Regions from separate parts of the Mus musculus genome. Here region 2 is linked to region 1. The links are chromatin contacts, found by Hi-C or POLR2A ChIA-PET in ENCODE. All regions are on one chromosome and are shown on one strand. Each heading gives the region's core, a stretch centred on a gene start or an enhancer-like site at or near the end of the contact. The rest is flanking DNA. Distances are from core to core; before and after follow the strand shown. Region 1 holds the start of Mboat2 (membrane bound O-acyltransferase domain containing 2). Region 2 holds the start of Kidins220 (kinase D-interacting substrate 220).

Region 1 (6,025 bases), core at 2,517-5,016:
AGGTCCTTTGTCTGCCAACTAAGCTTCTGTGTCTTCTAGAAGGAACATTGTGTGTGTGTGTGTGTGTGTGTGTGTGTGTGTGTGTGTGTGTGTGTTTTAACATTAAAAACTGACCTAACCTGGTACTTTGTATTACTCTACTGTCTCATATACATGATGATTTTGCCTTTTGATTATAAGTACCATTTATTTATTTATTTTACAACATCCACACAGTTCCCTGAACACAGTAAGACAGCACTCAATAAATGATTTTAAGAGTTAGGGACATGGGGATTGCTGTCATAGGTTGGCTAGCTGAGGCAGGACAATGAAGAATTACATATAATTCATTCAGTTCTCTCTCATTTAAAGGCTCCTAGTCAAATTAGCAGATACTAGTGGGGAGGCCTCTATCCACTTTATATTCTCATCACTGGTTCTTAACTCAAAATGTTAACTCAACAATCTACTTCCTTATTAAAGACATAAAGATGGAGTATTTTAAAATTTAAGGTGTAGTTGACAAAATATCTGTATTTATAGTATATCACATGATGTCTTAATACATGTATATAGTGAAACTCAGTTAAATCCAGATGCAATAGTTTCATAGGAGAGAAACATTTTTCATTTTTAGAATTACATTAAATTTCTTGAATGGTTAATTTAATACATCAACTTCACTGGGTTGATGAAGGACTGGACAGATAGTAAAATAGTATTTCTGAATGTGTCTATAAGGATGTTTATAGAAAAGATTATTTTTTGAATTGGTAGACTGTGTAAGGAAAATTGCTTTCTTCAGTGTGGGTGGTATCATGATTGAACTGAAAACAAAACAAAACAAAACAAAACAAACCCTCAAAGGTAGAGGAAGAAAAATCTGTTTAAGCTGGGACATCCATATCAACAATTGTGTCAACACTGGTGCAGCTGTCGTTCAGATTCTGAGGGAGTAACAGCTCTTCTGGTCATTAGGCCTTTAGATTTGGACTGGACCTATATACCACGTGCGCTCCTGACTGCTTTGCATAAGGCTTCTATGTCTTTATCATCTCAAGCCAGTTCCTTATAACATACTTTCTTCTATATCTTTTTGTAGATCCTGATTGGTCTATTTTTCTGGAGAATTCTGACTAATGTGGTTGTTTCTAAATGTTACAATGTAACACAGTTGTAAGCTTTTTGTACACAATATTATTACTTCTTTTCTTATATAAGGAAAGTGAGGTTAAAAAGGCTCCAAAATTGGCTAGTAAGTAGTGAAGACAGAAAACAAAACAAAACAAAAACCAACCAACCAACCAACCAAACAAACAAAAAAACCCCAACCAAAACCAAGATCTCCTGACTCTAAAATCTAAGCTATTATTATAGGCCAAGATACTTGACCTATACTCTGACATAAAATTTCTCAGATGGCTCAAATCTTTCCCATTCTAGATGTTAAAATAAATAATTTCATAAAGTTATAACAGGCACCTAAAAGACAGTTTCTGCTAAAAAGTACTTATCTCTCACTTGGGCTGACACAAGGAAACCAAAAGCAGGAGGAAAGCCTGGCACCTCTGCCTTCATTTTTAAAATCTGGCTCCTTTACTTGGGGTCAGAAACCTACTTAACGCTACAGGAAAGGATGCTAATCATTCAGAGAATATCTAAAAACGGGCAACAATTACTTCATCTCCACTCAAGGCTGAAGGCACAATAAACTGTCAACTTTTACAACGTCTCGTTCCAGACCTCCTAAAAAGTGTCCGACTGTCTCCAGTCCTAGTCCTAATCCTCCATAGGCATTACTGACTCCAGGAACACAGAGCCTAGCAGACAGTTCATCCCATGACATCACCCTAAAGTGACCTGATTGTCCCACCAAGCAATAAGGCCAGGGGATGACAGGTTAACACCAGAGTCAGGTCTCTATTAAAGGAGTCACCCTCAATAAAAACTATGTTCTGTCTTTTTCTAAAAGAATAATCTGGCCTCACAGAATTCCTTTGGTAGACAGTATTTGTTCTAGGATTGTATCTTATGCTGCCTACTTTAGGTTGCAATATGTTTCTAACACCCACTTTTTAAGGTTTTAAAATGGTATTTTAATTTTTCCCTTCAGTTTATATGTTCAGCCACCTGTACACTTTCTCAACACGTCCCTAAAGGGGGGGGGGGGAGGAGACAGAGACAAAGAGGTCCTCGATCCAAGGTTATATTAATAGAGAGGTCCAGACTTGGGACTATTTTAGGAAGTAGATTATTGGACAGGTTTGATTTCTAATTGGTCCCAGCTAGTTGGAACACAATATTAAGAGTGAAAGATCTCAATTATTTTCTCCCCATCCTCTAAAAGACTACCTTACTAGGACTCAGCTGTTCACCCAGAGAATATTAGCAGCAAGAGACTATCCCAACTAAATTCAATAACCCCCTTTTCAGAGAGAGCTGAGTCCACAGCCAGGTTTCCTGAAGCACTACTTGCCCGCTCTTACTACTGAAGCCTCTAGAGTGGTCCTTGAGGAAGTGCTGTACCTAGTAGTTGATGGCTATTCTGGAGTGGGTGTTAAACCTGAGAATGAAGAGGGCCTTGTCTTTAAGAGGTCAAAACTGGGGCTAAATTAGTTGGATCTCAGGCCCCCCCCCCCCCCACACACTGTTATTTAGCTCTTGGTTAAGTTATGTAATTTTTCTGGAATTCAATTTCCTTGCTAGATTGAGGGTGGTTACAATACCTGCCTCACATGGTTGTTGTGGGGACTCACATAAGTCTACCTTTAAAAGCAGTGTTAGCAGCACATTTAAACCCCCGCCCCCCTTTAAATATTAGTTTCCAAATCCTTGGATTTTGAGAGGACGATGCTGGCATTTTCCAGGTGTTCCCATGGCTAGTTTAAAGGGTAAGAGATCACATTTGTAGGGCTGACACACTAACTGCCCTCCTGGAATGGAGGTGTGGACACAGCAGAATTCACATCTGGCAGAGAGGCTCGCAGGCACGAAGGGATGCTTACCAGCAGCCTTTCCTTTGAGGAGGCGGGGCCTTTACATGCCGGCCGCTGGCTACCCAGGCTTTCCCTCGGGCGCTGCCCAGGTCCGACCTGTTTCCCTCTCAGCTGGATGCGCGGTGAGGGCATCGTCCCAGCGCGGCCGATCAGGCCCAGGTGGGCGGCGGGTGAGGTAGGACCACCCGGCTTTCCGCAAGTTTGGGCAGCCCAGGAGACAAAGGCACTTTCTGCTTTGGGGTTCTTGTAGCGCGTCTCCCTGAAGCTCCCAGCCCCCTACCTTTGTTCCCAACTTCCCCCGGCGCTGCAACTCTTTGTCTGGCCGCCACCCCGAGCCCCTTTGTTGTCCACCGTCACTGCCAGTGAGGGGTGGGGACGGCGCCCACCATTCCTGAGAAAGGAAGTGAGCAGAGGCGGAGGCAAAGCCGCCCTCACACGCCCCCACCAGCTAGCCTGACTCTCGGTCGCCCTCGGGCGACAGCCATGGTCGAGCCTCAGCCCCTCGCTGGGGTCCTCAGCACGGAGGAGGGGCGCGGCGAGGCCAGCGTCCTCTGATTGGCTGTGGGAGTCGGGGCGCCGCGACGCCATTGGACCGCGGAGCTGTCTGGCGCACGAGTGCGCGAGGTGGGGAGGGGGCTCTGGAAGCTGCTGGAAATCGGGCCGCCCGGCGGCGTGAGGGGGCCGCGCGGCTGGGTGGGCGGGGCGCCCAGCAGTGGGCGGGGCCACTAACTCCGCCCACTGCCCCTCCCCGCGCGGCTGCTCCGACCGCGGGCGGCCGAGGGGCGGGCGCGCCGCTGCATCCCCATCCTCGGCGTAGCTCGGCACAGAGCGAGCAAGCAAGCAAGCGGCGCCTGGCCGGAGCGAGCGGACGCAGCGCCGAGGCCCGGCCATGGCCACCACCAGCACCACGGGCTCCACCCTGCTGCAGCCCCTCAGCAACGCCGTGCAACTGCCCATCGATCAGGTACCGGCGTCCGGGGCGTCGTGCCCTGGCCGCCTCTGCCGGCCGCGGTGCCACCCGGGCGGGAGCAGGGTGGGGGCTGGGGCCGGGACCGCCGTGCCCGGCGCCCGGCGGGGCGGGGGCGCGCGGCTGGCCTTGTCCCCTCGGCTGTCGCTCCGGCTGGTGCCTCTGTGCCCACCCAGCCTCCCATCGCCGCCCGGGCGGGGGTGGGCGCGGGCGGAGGCTCGGCGACAGCCCGCCGGGGAGGGCTAGACAGACGTGCGCGCGTGCATGCTGTCGCTGCCGGGCCACCGGGCGTCGGACCCGGGAGTCCCGGGACCGGTGGACCTGGCACTGCTGCGGGTTATCGGGAGACTAAGAATGGTTTGGGTGCCGAGTGCCCAGGACACGGCGTGGATGGACGAGGCTTAAGCTCTTCTGCACTTGGGGACAGTTTGCATTGAAGTGTGGCTCAATAGACGGAGAGGCAACAGTTTGGGGGAAGACAGGTTATGAAGAGAAGTCAACGTGACTTCACGATGCTAGGGTTTCTGGTGAAAAAGTTGCAGCTGTGGATAGGAGCAGCCATCCTACCCCCTCACCCTACCCCCAGAGAAGCTTTTGACACTAGGGAAGGCTGGCATTTAAATGAGGCCAGTCGAATTTGATTGTTTAAAGGGCCTCAGGATTACTGAAATAAACAGCATTGGGATGGAGAAAGCAGCGCCATTTTTATTGAGCAAAGGAACTTTGGAAGTATGTCCTGAGAAAGGTCTGGGAAAGTTGTTGGTGGGGTATGGTTAGATAGCTGGTCTAGCTCCAGTACTGAAGGAAATTGACTTTGGAAATTCAGCCTAACATTATTTCTGATCTGGAGGTGTTTGCACTTCCAAGGGCTATGGGCTCAGCTTGAGTAGCTGCTAGTGGTATCTTAAGGTTTGCATGTAAAACACAAGATTCCTCTCTGGACTTGAGCTGGAGGTGACACCTGAGCTGAACACTGTGTGCTCCAGGCTTTGTGCTTCACTGTTTAAAATAAAATATACTGAGTTACCTCAAAGGAGGGTTAAACCGTCCTGCTCAGTGTTCTGATCTGACTTCTTTCCTTTATTCCTCTCATAACTTTTCGATTAATAGTGAAATACCTGTTCTCCACACAGCTTACACAGCGGTTGTGGTGTGTGTCATGCTAATAGATTATAAGAGTGCCCCAAGTGGAATGATTCCTTTAATTCACAGAATTAGTCTTTGTTTATTAAGTTGATAATAATCAAAGGCTTTGGATACTCTCAGTTCTGTGGAGGAGTCTCACTATTTCCTAAGTGGAATCATGGCACCTGACCTCTAGGTGTGTGTTACACTTCTGACTTCAATAGGTTGTTCCCAGCCTACCAGTGCAGGTAGGGCAGGATCTTCTTGCTAATGAGAAACGTGTGTGTGTGTGTGTGTGTGTGTGTGTGTGTGTGTGTGTGTGTCCTTTACCTTTTTATTCTTTTGGTGAGGCAAATGATTGTGTATTCTCTCTGCCATAGCCCTATTAAGCTAATTCTTTTAAACTTCTATAAAGGATCATAACTTTTAAAAGTAATCTAATATCAATAAGCTCCTTTAAACATCTCAGCAGTCCAGAGAAAGTTCTTTGTGGAACTGAAGTGAGCAAGCAATCCAGGGAAGGTGACCTGAGTTAAGACTGACTTTATCAGCTAGAGGTCTTGTCTCTTGTGTCTTAGATAATCTGCATCTTCTGGTATACGCTTGAAGTCTGTAGAGCCCGAGTTTATATGGCCATTTGTGTAAGACAGTTGTTTGCTCTGTGATAAGCAAGTCTTAGGAATATTGGGTTAATCCATACAATCTGTACTTTTCACAGCAATAATTATTTCTGTGAATACCAAAGAATCTTCATGATGATACTCTTGGAGTAGTTAACATTGTAAAATTAGACAGACATTTTAGAATTAAGCCAATCAGAAACATTTCCTAACACATGAACAGTTGAATCCATGTTGAAAGAAAGCCTAAGACTTGGCTGTAGTCAAATAATGTAATTCTATAGGAAAGAAAAAAGACAAGCCAGGAAGTTTATAACTTGCTATGTGTTCACTTG
Region 2 (6,025 bases), core at 1,604-4,103, 140 kb after region 1:
CCGGCCTTAAATTGACAGCAATCCTCCTGCCTCAGTCTCCCCTATGCAGTGGAATTATAAGTATGATCTATCATACCAGCCAAGAAAGAACCATTTTAGAGCAACATAGTGTATAAAACATGTTGAGATTTCTGTGGAAAATATGCTAGACAATGAAACTGAAGCCACAGAGAAAGATTAGACCGTTGAAGTCATCAGGCCAGGTGCTGATGCTATGGAAAAAGGACCCGAGGGCGATCAAATTACAGCCTTGTTGGAGAGAGTGGCAAGGAGTGGAAAGATAATGCCTATTTTTCCTTCTCCATAAAAACACATGACAAGAAGGTAAGCCAGACTCTCAAAGCCGCTGATTCAGAGTCTTGGGTTGTTGAGTGATTCCAGAATCAACCCCACTGGGTGTGTCTCTTGGAAAGATCTAGGCAGGCTACATGAACCAGAGAAAGACCAGAGAGCAAGGGAAGAGGCATGTCTTTGAGACAAAACTGAGGAGGAAACCTTAGTTCTGCAGTAGTTCGATTGCAAGACTGGGTATGAGGGTCCATAGCGTGGAAGGGACCAGGGGCTGGCAAATCCTTGTTATCAAAATGAAACTTTCCCCTGAATCAGAGTAACCGTTCAGAGGCAGGAGGTAGAGGATAGAAACGTGTAGATTAACCCTGCTTCACCTAGGACTGCCCTGCAAACACTGCCTTCTTATCTCTCCCAATCCCCACAACATTTTGAATGCTTCTAAAAATCACTTTTATAAAATGTTATCTAGTCATTCTTAAATAATTAAAAAATTTATTTTATGGAAGGAATGCCTTATCCCTATAATTAAAAGGAAAAGGTCTGAGAGTTTTACCCCAATTCCTGTTCAGACCTGTCTGGTCCATGGCAGGGCAGGGGCTGGCTTTATAATTGTTGGAATGTGTTCCCAGCCTCCCTTGCCTCTCCTCACTGAGCCCACTCTGCATCCTGGTACCCTAACCTGCAGTTCCTAACCACAGTGCTTTCCAGATCAGCCCTAGGGAAGAATGGTGTGCTCCCTGAATGTCTGCAGGGATTTGGTTTCAATGATGGGAAGAAAGGTAGGTCGCCGAGCTGGGCTTGTGTCTGAGACCAAAGGCAATCAGTGGGATGTGCTTGCCCCTCATTCTGGTTTCCCCGCTGGAGGCAGAGAGCTCTGTGTAGGAAAGCATGAGCCTGGTCCTGTCTAAAGCCAGCTTCCTGGCTTGTGGAAGTCATCCCATTAATCTACTTGTCCCTCTGCACAAGTTAAAGGTACATGAAGGAGGGTCTGGGAGACTTGCATGAGAAATGAGTTGGAAGGCTAGGGCCAGGAACCTTCAGCCAATCTTTCTCAAATGTGAGCTGAGCCCCTGGGGGTAGCCCCCAAGGGCACAGGAACTACATTTCTGCAGCTATTTCTCTTCAGTGAGATCTTTTCAGTGACCTCTCTCACCCCTTGATAACATTCTCCCTCCCCTTCCCTCCCTTCTCTCCTTCCTTCCTCTTCTTCATCTTCTTCTTCTTCCTCCTCCTCTTGAGACAGGGTTTCACTATGCAGCCAGCCTCTAACTCACAGAGATTCCCCCTGCCTCTGCTTCTGAGTGCTGAGGGCAAAGGTGTGTACCACGAAGCCCAGTGTGTCTATTAGCAGAAAATACTGGCCAGTTTGCCCTGGCAGGGTTTGAAGGGGAAGGCAGGCAGAACAGGGCAAGGTCTGTGAGGGCACGCCTTCCAAGAGCCTCACTCCCAGGTGCTGTGGGGAACGGGCTCCACGGATGGGGGGGGCAGTACTGAAGAGTTTAACTGAGAAGTGCTTAGTGTCCTGACAGATAAGAAGAGTTCTGGGTAGGGAGAGGAGTTGAGAGAGTCGGCAGCCCATGGGGGAGTAAAAGGTTTAAAATAGATCTGAGTGATTAACACAGGAACTGCTTAGACAGTATGGGGTGATATGTGAGATAACTTTCCACTTCCTGTGGGGGTCCCACTCACTTCCGGAGATGGATCAGGAGGGAGCCTATAATATCGGCCATATTGGGGATGAGACTGACCGTGGGCAGAACTCTGGAACTCTGAATTAATTAAGGTAGGTGGAACCTGGGAAGGAGTACCATGCCTGGAAGAAGACTAGGAAATGGGTGTCAGGAGGCCCTTTGAAGGGAATATTGCCAGGATGGGGTTGCTGATGGTGGTCAGGGATCAGTTAATAGCATTTGGTGATACTTCTGCAGAGGTGGGAAGAGCAAAGTCTGGAAGGGCCTTGGGGGGTTGGGGCGGGGGGTCCTCAGCTGGAAGGAGGCAGTATGGACGTCTGCGGAGGCAGTGCATTCTTCCGATGATGGAGAAGGCAGATTTCGGACTTCTGGACCCTGGAAGGAGGAACTAAGCGACTTTCATTTGCAAAGTGGGCAATGGCTTCCAAAGTTGTAATTGTTGTTTATTTCTCTGAATTATTGCTTATAATGCCAGGTACGGGTTATAAATTAACTTTCAAAAGCGCGAATGACAGGGAAAAATATTGCCTGGGGCACCTGTGAAAAATACACTAATTTAGCTGGGTCAGCTGGGAGGTGGAGGCAGGAGGATCGGGAGCGTAAAGGTCATTCTTGGCTACATAGCAAGTTTGAAGCCTGCTTGGGCGACTTTGACTCTGTATCAAAACCAACCCAACCCAACCCAACCTAACCCAACCCAAACCATCTGAAGCCAAACCAGGCAAAGAAGCAATGTTTCCATTCCTTTAAAATAGAGGGAAGGGCGTCCAAGCCACTTCAGCACCTGCAACTCCTCCCACACTGCCCCCTCCAGGAGGCGTGGCCACAAGGAGCACCGCCCACCACACGACCACGTGACCTGTCAGTTCCTGACTCCTAGGAAGATGGCCGCCGGGCGTGGTGCGGGCATAGCTGTGTGCTCTTGGCGTCTTGTCCTCTGACAAGGTCTGCGGCGCTGTTCTGCAGAGCTGAGGGCGCCGTCTTCGGCCAGGCCGTGACACGGTCAGTGCGGAGGCGGAGAGGTCGGGTGAGGCAGAGCGACAGTGTCCGAGGCTGGGGGAGGGGGGAGGGGAAAGGGAGACGAGTCTGTCGGTGGCACCGGAGAGGGGGAGGGGGCCGGGATCGGAGGCTGGGTGCGGGGCGTCCGGGCGTCGGGCGAGGTCGGTGCAGCCAAGCGCGGAAGGCAGGCGCTCCGGTGCGGCGTTCTCCCGTGGGCACTGACTCCAGGCCCAGGCCGCTTTCCTTGTTGTCACACCCATCACTTAGTGAGTCCCGCAGCCGGTGCCCCTGAGCCTTACCTTCTTGGTTGCTTTGCTTTCCAGGGAGGAGAAGTTGTTTTCTTCTGTGCTAAATTGCCGAACCCACTGCCCCCATTGTCCTGTGCAGGCTTTTAAACGCCTTGCAAGATGCCCGCAAGCCCCCGAATAGAACGCGTCCATGTTTGCTTTGTGGGGATTTGTATACATTTTTTTTCCCTAGGTTGTCTTCACGTTTAAACCATTTTAGACCATTTTCTCATTAATAACTGTTTGTGGAGCTCTCTGCCCCCTAGAGGTGCTTGCTAAAAATGCACCGGTTTTGCTTTTCAGAGCTTCCCATTTCTTGGTGTGGGGTGTGGCTGAGGAAAAACCTCTTGGAGGTGATTCTGATGGGTTAGTCCCCCGCTCTCTTTTTGACGCTACGAAAAAACAAAGCGTCTACAGTAAAAGGAAAAGACACATAATCTATTTTTAAGGGCAGTTGGGTGTCTGGTTCAGAGCCAAGACTGGAAATGCTGTGGCAAGGTGCGTTCTTTGTTCTCAAGCTTTACAACGACAGTCAGTCAACTTGATCAGACCGACTTGGGGGTCCTTGTTAAAAATTTGTTTCTGAGCTTCACCACAGGCCTGCAAAAATGGGACTATTTGGGTCAGGAGACAAATAATTGCACACCAGTTTGAGAATCCTTTTAAACACTCTGAGAATGGTTTCCAGATTTATCTTTGGCATCTCGTTTCCATAAATTCTTTTCTCTTTTTCATTTTTTTCTACCTTCCCTCCTTCCCTCCCTCCCTCCCTCCCTCCCTCCCTCCTTTTTCTCCTCCTCCTTCATCCCCCTCTTCTCCTTTTTTTCCTCTCCCTCCCTGGTCTTCTTAATATGTAGCCCTGGTCTGCTTGGAACTGATAGAGATCAGCCTGCTTCTGCCTCCCAGGCCCCTGTGCCACTACATCATTCTCTAGTTATCAGCTCTTTAAGGGTATCCCCACAGCCCCAATCAATTCTAAGGTGGCTGGTTGGAAGGGGCACACATATGTAACGAAATGCCTGCTGCCTTCTTTCCTAGACTTTCCCATTTCCTCCCACCTCTCCTCTTTTCTTTCCCTTCCATCCCTGCACGCATGGGTGCTCTTTCTCTGGTGTTCATGACAACAACACTAACATTGTTTTTCTTTCCCAGTCACATGGTCGTTTATTATTTTCCTTATCTCTGGATATTTTGTTCTGTCCAAAATTCAAACTTTGGGAATTCTATTTGGTTAAACGTAATGTCTTGCATTTCTTTTCCACTTTAATTGCCTGATTCCTTTCCTGTAGGCTGTCTGTTTTGGTCCCTAACTTGTGCCTAGAGTTCTGATTCTTTTTTTTTTTTTTTAAGTCTATATTGTGTATGCATGCACTGCTAAATTATATTTTTCTATATATGATCCCGTGTGAGCCTGCCATCCCCTTTTCCAGCTTTTGTTGAAGAATGTCAGTTTTATTTTTCTTCACTGAATTCCTGAATGTTTGGAAGGCACAAGCAGAAACCTTGGGGAAAGGAGGCTTCTGGGGTTGAGGAGAGGTCAGAATCCTGGGTAGCTTGATGACCTGTGTCTCAGGGGCCACACTGAGGCCGCACTGACGAAGAGACTTTCTCTGTTCATAGCTGTAAGCTCACTCTCTGATGATTGTGGTTTTACTTACACAGCATCAATCGTGGCCTGGACAGTTGTGTTTTTAAAGATGCATTTATTGCATTTACATGAGTACACTGTCACTCTCTTCAGACACACCAGGAGAGGACACCAGATACCATTACAATAGTTGTGAGCCACCATGTGGTTGCTGGGAATTGAACTCAGGACCTCTGGAAGAGCAGCCAGTTAGTGTTCTTAACCACCGAGCCATCTCTCCAGCCCTGACCTGGACAGTTTTAATTCCAATTCTGGACTGGCCCAGCTTATCTTTTGAGTGTCACATGTACAGATTGTTGTTATAGCCTTGTGTGCGGCTTATGGTAGAGAGTATGCTGTTGAGGGTGAAGGGCCCTCTCTGTGGACAAAGACACCCAAAAGAGGCTTCCTTATGTGTCTATGTCGTTACTGAACTTGACCATTCCCTCATGAGATCCTTCTTGTTCTAGGCCTGTAATGGGTTCTGAAGACATAACCGTGGAGACAGACTGTAAGCTTAAAGAGACACATATCTAAGCCATTGTGGACGTTGAAGCCATAGCTGTCACTTGTATGCAGGATATGTTTTGGATTATTGGGAGTATAAATGCTGGCATTCCAGGTTGATGAACATGGGCAAACTCATGATTCTACCAACACTGGGTTGGTTCTACCTTATGGTACTACCAGGCACTTCTCCAGCTGTTAGAAACTGAGTGGTGAACAGAGCCCTGATTCTTACTGAACTCTTTGGTGGAGTAGGGAAAGCAGGCTAAATAAGTAACTGGTACGTGGAGTCATGCTAAACACTATCCTGAAGAAAGCTAGTTATGGAATGGTGGTAGTAGTGGGAAGCAAGAGCTGTTTTATATGTAGAGGCTGGGGATGCTCTGGTCAGGTAACGTTTGTATGGAAACACAAGATGGCTTGAATAAAGTGAAGTGGAGACTGGTAGGAGATGAACCTAGGAGAAGGAGCAGTTTAAGCAAAACTAGAGCTAGGAGTGCCATGCCATGCAAGAATATGACACTGGCTTTTATTTTTTTATTATTTTCTTTAAATACATTTCAAATGCTATCTGGAAAGTTCCCTATACCCTCCCCCTGCCCTGCTCCCCTACCTACCCACTC

Evidence for each region. Hi-C counts contacts between places; a loop is a spot of excess contacts on that map. ChIA-PET counts read pairs that join two places held with the same protein, here RNA polymerase II (POLR2A).
Region 2: a map of T-helper 2 cell shows a loop between it and region 1 (2.3-fold over the local background). The contact joins the promoter of Kidins220 here to the promoter of Mboat2 in region 1. A Hi-C loop is called at or near these places in 1 of 37 maps with a recorded cell type or tissue (T-helper 2 cell). POLR2A ChIA-PET finds 5 or more read pairs at or near these places in 3 of 5 experiments (Patski and embryonic stem cell).

The regions. Positions count from the first base shown.
Region 1 is chr12:24,827,833-24,833,857 of GRCm38, forward strand. Mboat2 (membrane bound O-acyltransferase domain containing 2) reads left to right here and starts at 3,767. Exons shown (of 13, transcript NM_026037.3): 1 at 3,767-3,942. The coding sequence starts at 3,868. 2900060N12Rik (RIKEN cDNA 2900060N12 gene) reads right to left here and starts at 3,485. Exons shown (of 3, transcript NR_166876.1): 1 at 2,988-3,485.
Region 2 is chr12:24,972,079-24,978,103 of GRCm38, forward strand. It overlaps Kidins220 (kinase D-interacting substrate 220), which reads left to right and starts at 2,854. Exons shown (of 32, transcript NM_001081378.1): 1 at 2,854-2,984. It overlaps Gm36236 (a long non-coding RNA gene), which reads right to left and starts at 3,519. Exons shown (of 2, transcript XR_381341.3): 1 at 3,281-3,519; 2 at 107-3,035.